3 separate regions of the Homo sapiens genome follow, and all the other regions are linked to region 3. A link is a contact called in ENCODE Hi-C or POLR2A ChIA-PET data. All regions are on one chromosome and are shown on one strand. Each heading gives the region's core, a stretch centred on a gene start or an enhancer-like site at or near the end of the contact. The rest is flanking DNA. Distances are from core to core; before and after follow the strand shown.

Region 1 (3,183 bases), core at 679-3,178, 4.8 Mb after region 3:
CCATGCTGGCTGGAATGGTTTTTAATTGTATTGAAAGAAGATAAACTGCAATAGAAATCCTTGCATCTTCTCTGATTCTATTGCTTCCCTCTTTCACTTCTAAAGACCCTTGCAAATTACTTTGAGCCTACCGGACAATCAAGGTATCCCTATCCCTACCTCAAGATCCTTAACTTAATCATATCTGCAAGGGTAACATATTCACAGATTTCAGGGATCAGAATATGAACATCTATGGTGGGCCATTATTCTACCACACCACCAATCTAGAAAATACTCTCACCTTTAAACGTCAGTGTCTCTTTTCTTCTATAATGCCCCAAGAAAGAAAGTGAATCAGTATTTAAATACTGATTCTTGGAACAGGACAGGACACTTTGCATATTAACTCATATTAACTCATTTAAAGTATCACCAACCTTCAACCTTGGTGAGGTAGATATTATTGCTTGGATTTTAAAGATTCTGAGATTGAATATGAGAGTTGAAAACTTGACTGAGGTCATCTAGCTGATAAAATGTCTGATTAGAAATGGGTACCCAGATCACCAGACTGGCCTCCAGGACTGCAACCATGCTTTTTCCACCATACCAAGTGCAGATTGAGTCTTTTTTATGCAAAAATGCTTGGATTTGAGGGGATTTTGGAATATTTGCATATACATAAATTATCCAGGAGATGGGACCCAAGCCTAAACGAAATTCATTTATGTTTCACATATACCTTATACACACAGCCTGAAGATTATTTCATACAATACTTTTAGTTATTTTGTGCATGAAAAAAAGTTTTGATTGCATTTTTGACTGCGACCTGGCAAATAAGATCAGGTGTGGAATTTTCCACTTGTGGCATCATGTCAGTGCGCAAAAAGTTTCAGATTTTGGAGCATTTCAAATTTTTGGATTAGAGATGCCCAACCTTACAGATGTTGTTTGGGTTATTCTATGAATGATTTCTGGCCAGTTTCTCAGGAAACACGCTCTACTACAGTATATTTTTTAATGAGTGAAAAAGAAATTAAGAATGGAGGGGAAAGTTTCAAACTGGAGAGACATCTTTGAGTAAAGTATCGTGGCTGAATGTTCCTACCTTTATTGACCATGTGACCTGGTTAAATCACTTAGGTTCTATTAGGCCTCAGTCTTCTCTTCTGTAAAATGAGATGTTTAGACCTAAGGACACCTTTCCAGTTCCCTTCCCGTTGGGACATTCTAGGATTCTGAGAGAGAAGCCCCCCTGGCCTCAAGATACCTCCACTCTCTTGGGTGTGCTCTAAGATGACTGCATTCATGTTAGAAGCATCTGAACTACGCCAGAGACAACCTACTGTAGATCTAAGGAAGAAAAAATGAATGGCAATGAATGCGAGAGGAAGGTGGGGGGGAAAGAAGCCCACGAAGATTAGAGATGGAAATGGCAACATAAACAGCATGCAAAGATAACCACTGACGGGTATCTAGCGTTTACGATGCAAATAAAACTCTGCTGGTCTCTGAGGATGCAGAAACAAGACATTGTTTTTGGTCTTAAGCCGTTCACAGAATGCCCGGGGGTTACACTTTGCATTTAAGCACGGACATATAACTTCCACCTTTAAAAGTCCTGGATGTGAGAAAGATAAGAACAACGGATAAATGAAAATATTAACAAAACGTCTGAGTATGCCAGAGGCCACGTGAAAAGACGGTGTGTGGAAACAGGTGGGACCCACTGCTAAGCTGGATGCGCGAGTAGGACAAAAAAATTGGCCCCCACTCCCGGGCCTCACCCAGACACAAAAGAAACGTCCTCTGCCCTCAGAGGCGCAGCCTTTCCTCAGCCAGCAGAGCGGCTGGGCTGCAGAGTCCCCGCCCCCGGCCGGCCCCTGTCGCCCGCGCCTCCCTCCCTCGGGCCTCGGAAGTGACGCAAGCGCCCCCCCACCGCCGCTAGATCCGCTGCTGCTGCCGCGGCGGGCAGACCTGCAGGAGGCGGCGGCGGCGGCGGCGGCCGAGGCTGAAGGAAGATGGCGGACGGCGTGGACCACATAGACATTTACGCGGATGTCGGCGAAGAGTTCAACCAGGTACGTGAGAGCCCAGGTCCCCGCCGCCGACGCGGGCGGCGCTGCGGCCGGGAAGCTGACCCGGGGCCCGCTGCGGCCGCGAGCCGAAGCGACTGCAGAGTGTGCGCCCTTGCCGCCTCTGGGCCGCGCCGCCGACCCCTGGCGTGGCGCCCCCCCGCCCCTCGTTCTACCGCGTCGTTTCACGGGCCGCGGGCGCGGCGAGTCGCCGCGGGGCCCGGAGCGCGGACGCGGGCCGCTGTGCAGCTGCCGCCGGCTCCTCCCTCGCCGGCGCTGCCTCGCTCCCTATTGTTGGCGGCACCCGGCTGGCGCTTCCCGCCGCGCTAGGCCCGGGCGGTGGGGCCGCGTGTAAGCGGCGGAGAGAACTGGCCGCCGCCGCGCCCCCTCCCCCGTCGCTGGTCGGAGGAGGAAGCCCTGGCGGGGCGCGTGCCCGCCGCCGCCGCCCCTTCCCCGCCGCTGCCGCTCGGGCTCCGATTCCTCCCATCGCTCCATTTTGTCTCCCTGCCCGCGCACTGTCGCCTCATGGAAGGCCGCGTTCACGGCCCTTTGTATCCCGCGCGCCCAGTCCCCGGGGCTCTCCTTCTCGGGTTTGCGACAGGTTTCGGCGTGGCGCCTTCCTCCTCCCCTCACACTTTCTGAAGGCGACTGAGGTGCGGGCTCATTTGCAACAAGTCCTTTGACTTTTGGAGCCACAGATAAAAGTCGGTGCGCTGGTCCTGCCTCATTAATCCAGGGCTTGCAGTGCTTTGAAGCCCAGTCGTTGTTGGCCTTTGTGATGAAAATACCTGTGAAGATGAGTGGCCGGGGACCAAAAGGAAGAATTGGAAGCGCGATGGTTGGATGGAACAAAAAGATGTTAGCTCACCCACAGATCTCATAGTGATTAAAATGAAAGAACGTTCACCCCAAATCCTTATGATGTGGTTTAAAAATAAAGAGTTATAGATAAGACCCTATTTTCGAAAACAAAGTGTTAAATCCCCCCACCCCCACCCCCGGGCCCCGTGTTACCTTTTGAAAGGTTGAGCGAAAGTGAGAATGCAAGGTTTTCCTGAACGACGTTGCTTAGAGGTAACGCGGGGCTGTGATGTCTGTTAATGGGCATCCTTGCAAAAGATGT
Region 2 (3,160 bases), core at 237-2,736, 4.4 Mb after region 3:
TAACCTCGTGATCCACCCACCTCAGCCTCCCAAAGTGCTGGGATTACAAGCGTGAGCCACCGTGCGCAGCCTATCACTTATCTTTTCATGCTTACATTTTCTCACTGCTTGAGATTTTCTTTCATCCAGGGTCAAGCACTGAGTCTATTAGAAACCCCACTGTATATGATCTGATGAAGATGAGATTATCTTTTTAAAAGCCACATATTAAATCTCTTAAGTTAATAATATTGGCAATCAACTTAAATCAACTGAGTGACCACTATGTTTAAGGAAGTTTCCTTTCTGGTAGGCTGGGAAGCGGGAGAAGGGAAGGATATAACTTTATAAAAAAAAAAAAGCTGCAGAAGGGAAGGATATAACTTTATAAAAAAAGGTCCTTGTTCACAAGGAGCTAATCACTTACTGGCCAGAGAAGAAACGTGTTCCTTCTTTGCAATGGCTGTGTTTTTGGGTTTAGCTAACTCAATTCTTTATGTCCTCAATTTATGAGACCGCATCAAAAACGTTTTTGCCACATCTCTGTGGGAAAGTAGGTGAGTCAGAATGAGTGCATAATATATAAGTATATATTTTAATGATAATGAATGTGTAGATTAACAAACCCAAACTTTGTTTTTGTTTTTTTGAGAGTCTTGCCCTGTCGCCCAGGCTGGAGTGCAATGGCATGATCTTGGCTCACTGCAGCCTCTGCCTCCCGGGTTCACAGGATTGTCCTGCCTCAGCCTCCGGAGTAGAGTAGCTGGGATTACAGGTGACCGCCACCACGCCCGACTAATTTTTGTAGTTTTTAGTAGAGACGGCGTTTCCCATGTTGGCCAGGTTGGTCTTGAACTCCTGACCTCAAGTGATCCACCCGCCTCGGCCTACCCAAAGTGATGGGATTACAAGCGTGAGCCACCGCGCCCAGCCAAACCCAAACATTCTAAAAGCGCAGAGTAACCGCTCCCCTCCCCGCCAACGGTAACCAGCATCTTCGTTCTCCAACCAGAACAGCTGTATGCACCGGTGTATAAGCCTGCCTTAAGTGCTATTTTTAATCTTTTTTAAAAACAGGCCTTAAAATAACTCATTTGGGTACAACTCCAGCGGCTGGTGGAGTGGGCTTAATATATTAAACAGCTGTTAATTTTGGTTTCTTTTTGGTAACAGCGACACGGAGATCCGCATTTGTCGCAGTTTCCACCGCGGGCGGGAAGTGTAAACACAAGAAATACAAACATAGCGCAACGGCTAAAGGAGTGTCACAGCGCCAAACCTTGCTGGCTCCGCGCCAGGCCGAGCCCCACCCTCTCAGCTCGCGGCCAACACCCCCACCCCGCCTCACAGCCCGCCGCGCCCGCGGGGCGACACCCCCCACTCCATCATCCCGGAGGTGGTGCGGCCGAGCCCCGGACCCAATTGGCGGAAGCGGGGCCGGTTGTGTGCGCGCGCACAAATGCCCGGATGCGCCGCGACGACCCGCGCGCTCCCCTCGGGCGGTAGGGGGCGCGCACCGAGGCACCGCGGCGAGCTTGGCTGCTTCTGGGGCCTGTGTGGCCCTGTGTGTCGGAAAGATGGAGCAAGAAGCCGAGCCCGAGGGGCGGCCGCGACCCCTCTGACCGAGATCCTGCTGCTTTCGCAGCCAGGAGCACCGTCCCTCCCCGGATTAGTGCGTACGAGCGCCCAGTGCCCTGGCCCGGAGAGTGGAATGATCCCCGAGGCCCAGGGCGTCGTGCTTCCGCGCGCCCCGTGAAGGAAACTGGGGAGTCTTGAGGGACCCCCGACTCCAAGCGCGAAAACCCCGGATGGTGAGGAGCAGGTACTGGCCCGGCAGCGAGCGGTCACTTTTGGGTCTGGGCTCTGACGGTGTCCCCTCTATCGCTGGTTCCCAGCCTCTGCCCGTTCGCAGCCTTTGTGCGGTTCGTGGCTGGGGGCTCGGGGCGCGGGGCGCGGGGCATGGGGCACGTGGCTTTGCGGAGGTTTTGTTGGACTGGGGCTAGGCAGTCGCCGCCAGGGAGGAGGGCGGGATTTCGGACGGCTCTCGCGGCGGTGGGGGTGGGGGTGGTTCGGAGGTCTCCGCGGGAGTTCAGGGTAAAGGTCACGGGGGCCGGGGGCTGCGGGGCCGCTTCGGCGCGGGAGGTCCGGATGATCGCAGGTGCCTGTCGGGTCACTAGTGTGAACGCTGCGCGTAGTCTGGGCGGGATTGGGCCGGTTCAGTGGGCAGGTTGACTCAGCTTTTCCTCTTGAGCTGGTCAAGTTCAGACACGTTCCGAAACTGCAGTAAAAGGAGTTAAGTCCTGACTTGTCTCCAGCTGGGGCTATTTAAACCATGCATTTTCCCAGCTGTGTTCAGTGGCGATTGGAGGGTAGACCTGTGGGCACGGACGCACGCCACTTTTTCTCTGCTGATCCAGGTAAGCACCGACTTGCTTGTAGCTTTAGTTTTAACTGTTGTTTATGTTCTTTATATATGATGTATTTTCCACAGATGTTTCATGATTTCCAGTTTTCATCGTGTCTTTTTTTTCCTTGTAGGCAAATGTGCAATACCAACATGTCTGTACCTACTGATGGTGCTGTAACCACCTCACAGATTCCAGCTTCGGAACAAGAGACCCTGGTTAGTATTTTTGTCTCGTGTAACTTTTAAGAATAATTTATTTTATGAAGTGATAAACTAAATTTCGTATACCTCAATTGTAGCATGGCTCTGTAAATAAAATTGTATGTGCATAGCTTAAAGTGTGCTACCTCTGGCGTAACTGCGTGGAGTTAAAAACTGTTAAGAACTGGTCAGTATTTTTTTAGCCATTTGCCACATTTGCTTTAAAAATTAGTTCCATTACATTGTTAAGCGTGGTTGAAGTTACGTTTGTTACGTGACTGATTTTTTTTTCCTTTTTGACCTCCCAGTATTTAATTTTTAAAAATGGTTTCTAAAAGTCAAAAAAGTTATTCGTGCTTGTTTTAAAGATTTTTGTCATTAGAGAAATTTTAAAGTAAAACCTGAAAATTCCAGGCTTTTTGCTCCATGTTTCCTTTTAGATTTTTTGTGTGCGTACCCACATATATTTACATTTGAATTTAAATCTATGTTATTGTCCTGTTTGTTGTACTAACAAGATGAAACTGTAGTTGTTCTGTGACTTGCATCCTTGTCAATAAATAAAGTCTACAG
Region 3 (3,165 bases), core at 156-2,655:
TCAAGGCTGCAGTGAGCTATGACCACTCTACTCCAGACTGGGTAACAGAGCGAGACCCTTTCTCTAAAAACAAGAAAAAATTAAAACCCAGTTCTCCTTTAGCGACATCTTGTAGCCACTAGCCTGACATTTTAAACACATAAATTAGAAACATGATGCAAGAGTGATTCAAGGTATTTTATATAGGAAATGCCTGGTGTAGTGTCTTGGACAGCTAAATAAAGGTAGCTGTTAAAACATTAGTTTTATTCTATGCTCTTACCATTCCTCCCTCTCCAAGTTTTGTTTGTAGTCTGTGGCAGCAACCTAGTCTGTATTTAGTACACATTGAATAATCAACAATGAAATGTAAATATTGAGCACATTGTGTGTCAAACACATGTATTAACTCAAACCTCACAGAAACCCTTTGAGGTCGGTACTATTAACAATCCCCATTTTACATACGAGTAAACTGAAGCATGGATAGACTAAAGTAAAGTGCCTGAGGTCAACTAGTGAGGAGGCGGAGTGGCAGTCAAGTCGAGGCAGCCTAAGCCTACACTGCCTCTATGTTGCATTAATAAATTAATAAATCTGTGACCAAATAAATGAAGTGACATTTAGTAGCATCGAAAGATCCCGTGAGTAGGACTTCCTAAGAATGCTCTCCTTCTTTTCATGGACAAAATTTTAGTCTGTTTAAAATAAATTTTGGACCGGACACCGTGGCTCACGCCTGTAATCCCAGTACTTTGGGAGGCCGAGGCAGGTGATCACTTGAGGTCAGGAGTTCGAGATCAGCCTGTCCAACATGGTGCAACCCTGTCTCTACGAAAAATACAAAAATTAGCTGGGTATGGTGGCGCGCGCCTGTCATCCCAGCTACTCAGGAGGCTGATGCAGGAGAACTGCTTGAACCCCGGAGGCGGAGGTTGCAGTGAGCCAAGATCTCGCCATTGCACCCCATCCTGGGCGACAGAGCGAGACTCCGTCTCAAAGAATAAATAAATAAATTAATTAATTAATTTTGAAAACCTGTCAGCACTCATCAGAGCTTTACACTGCTGTACTCGGGACACTTGGGGCCGTAGACAAGCAATTAAATTGACTCACACGTGGTTAGAACCACGTCATCCTGATTCGTGAATCCGTACTCTCAACTACTAGAAGCCCTTTGTGGAATGCTCGGGGCGAACCTGACGCTTGAGCTCTGACACCACGCAGACACAGCCGGGGATTTAGGAGCTGGGTAGGGACTCCTGGGCCGGATGCCTCATCCCGGCATGCACCTCAAGCCCCGGTGACCACGCCTTCCGGCGAGCGCCAGGGAGCGCGTGTGCGCCTCGCCGCCCGGAAGCGCCGGCCGCTCCCTGCATGCTGGGAGTTGTAGGCCTCCGGCGTCAGCCCGCGGGCTGCCGCCCGCACTCTCCAAGAGACTGCTGGCGCCGGCGCCCGCCCGCGCGGCACCGACGCGGGGAGCGCGCTTCGCGCTGACTCAGCGGCGGCGGCGGCTGCGGCGGCGGCGGCGGCGTTAGCCGGCCCTCGCGCTCTTTCCCTTCCTGGGGCGCCGACCCCGCCCGCTTGCTTGCTTGCTTGCTTGCCTGCCTGCCTGCCTGCCCGGCGCCACGCAAGAGAAGGTGCCAGGGGACGCAGAGCGACTAGAGGCGCGCGGTCCCGGCCAGCACCGTCTCTGGCGTTGTAGCTGCGGCCGTGGCGGAGGACTACGGCGACAAGGACGAGGGCCGCTCTCCCAGCTCTCTGCGTGCCGCGCCGCTCCGCTCCGCTGGCTGACCATCTGGAGTGCAGGCTGGGAGGCGGGATGGAGTGATAGGGAAGGTGACTCGGGGCTCGGGGGCAGCGGGACCGGGACCAGGTTTGGTCCGCGTGAGGCTTCGAGGAAGTTGGCCGGGGCGGACCGGCCCGGGGGAGTCCCGACGCCAGGGAGGGTGCAGGCTTGGGACCCTCTATGGCGGTGCACCCCCTGGCTGGGCGGACCGGGTGGGGGTGGGTACGAGCCGGGGCCGCCGCCGAGGAGCGCGTCCCGAGTGCGTGGCCGGCGGTTGCTTGGTGTTTCATCACCCGAATTGCCACGAGGCTTCCTTTAGGGGAGGGATCGGGGGAGGGATGGGAGCAAGGCTAGCAGAGGAGGGTCGGCATCGCCTGTGGTTCCGAAGCCCGTTAGTCATCGTTGTAGCGTTATCAACTGTGGAGACCTCAAACTTGATTCTTCCCCCACCCCTGGACAAAAAGGAAAAGTGTTATTTCTGTGCAGTAATTGGCCAGCACGGACGCTCCATTTCTTCTCAAACCTTCCTCACCATCCTGCAGGACTAGAGAAGCATGAGGTTTCCCTGTAACCAGAAAAACGAGTACTTTTTGAAAGTGCTAATTAGTTGTGGCGGGCGGGGGTTGGGGGAGAGTTACGTTTTATTAAACCGACTTGTCAGCGTGGTGTTAAAAGGCTGGAAAGATTCAGTCGTAGTATTTGAAACAGTCTTCAGTAGGTGTAGAGGAATTTTTCCAAATTGTTTGATTCTTAATGGCTATCCAGGAAAAGTTAAGGCTTAATATTTTAAGTATGTTGCTTGCCTTCCCCCAAGAACCTTTGCAAGATGCATAATTGTTTACCGTATTGAAACATTTTTTGGGGTTTTGTTGTTGTTGTTTTGAGACGGAGTCTCGCTCGGTCGCCCAGGCTGCAGTGCAGTGGTGCCATCTCGGCTCACTGCAACCTCTGCCTCCCAGGTTCAAGTGATTCTGCAGCCTCAGCCTCCCGAGTAGCTCTATTACAGGTGCGCCCCGCCACACCTGGCTACTTTTTGTATTTTTCGTAGAGATGGAGTTTCACCGTGTTAGCCAGGATGGTCTCGATCTCTTGACCTCGCGATCCGCCCGCCTCAGCCTCCCAAAGTGCTGGGATTACAGGCGTGAGCCACCGCGCCCGGCCTTCCACTGCATATTGATCGTCCAAATGCCTTCTATGTGGGGGATTCTTTCTGTAGTGACAACTGTTAACTAGTTTGTTTCCTTGGGTTTATTGGCTATGTTTTCCTTAGGGCCACTTCATTTTTCTCCCGATAGCTTCAGAGTGACTTGACCAAGCTTAAGCACTTTTTCTTTTTTTTGACACAGTGTCTCACTCTGTCGCCCAGGCGGGAGTGCAATGACACGATCTCCGCTCAC

The links. Hi-C counts contacts between places; a loop is a spot of excess contacts on that map. ChIA-PET counts read pairs that join two places held with the same protein, here RNA polymerase II (POLR2A). Pooled maps may share reads with other maps.
Region 1: a map of CD4-positive, alpha-beta T cell shows a loop between it and region 3 (14-fold over the local background). The contact joins the promoter of CPSF6 here to the promoter of XPOT in region 3. A Hi-C loop is called at or near these places in 3 of 168 maps with a recorded cell type or tissue (B cell, CD4-positive, alpha-beta T cell and CD8-positive, alpha-beta T cell) and 9 of 50 pooled maps. POLR2A ChIA-PET finds 5 or more read pairs at or near these places in 1 of 52 experiments (Panc1).
Region 2: a loop to region 3 is called in a map of gastrocnemius medialis, with 9 times the contacts of the local background. The contact joins the promoter of MDM2 here to the promoter of XPOT in region 3. A Hi-C loop is called at or near these places in 2 of 168 maps with a recorded cell type or tissue (CD8-positive, alpha-beta T cell and gastrocnemius medialis) and 10 of 50 pooled maps. POLR2A ChIA-PET finds 5 or more read pairs at or near these places in 1 of 52 experiments (activated naive CD4-positive, alpha-beta T cell).

Annotation. Positions count from the first base shown.
Region 1 is chr12:69,237,641-69,240,823 of GRCh38, forward strand. CPSF6 (cleavage and polyadenylation specific factor 6) reads left to right here and starts at 1,929. Exons shown (of 10, transcript NM_007007.3): 1 at 1,929-2,066. The coding sequence starts at 2,007. RefSeq lists silencers at 1,752-2,251, 2,402-2,621 and enhancers at 2,085-2,665, 2,666-3,183.
Region 2 is chr12:68,806,691-68,809,850 of GRCh38, forward strand. It overlaps MDM2 (MDM2 proto-oncogene), which reads left to right and starts at 1,487. Exons shown (of 11, transcript NM_002392.6): 1 at 1,487-1,801; 2 at 2,518-2,602. The coding sequence starts at 1,788. RefSeq lists a silencer at 1,185-1,574 and enhancers at 1,776-2,975, 2,075-2,464.
Region 3 is chr12:64,402,987-64,406,151 of GRCh38, forward strand. It overlaps XPOT (exportin for tRNA), which reads left to right and starts at 1,406. Exons shown (of 25, transcript NM_007235.6): 1 at 1,406-1,818. RefSeq lists enhancers at 981-1,030, 2,128-3,004 and silencers at 1,421-1,580, 1,911-2,020.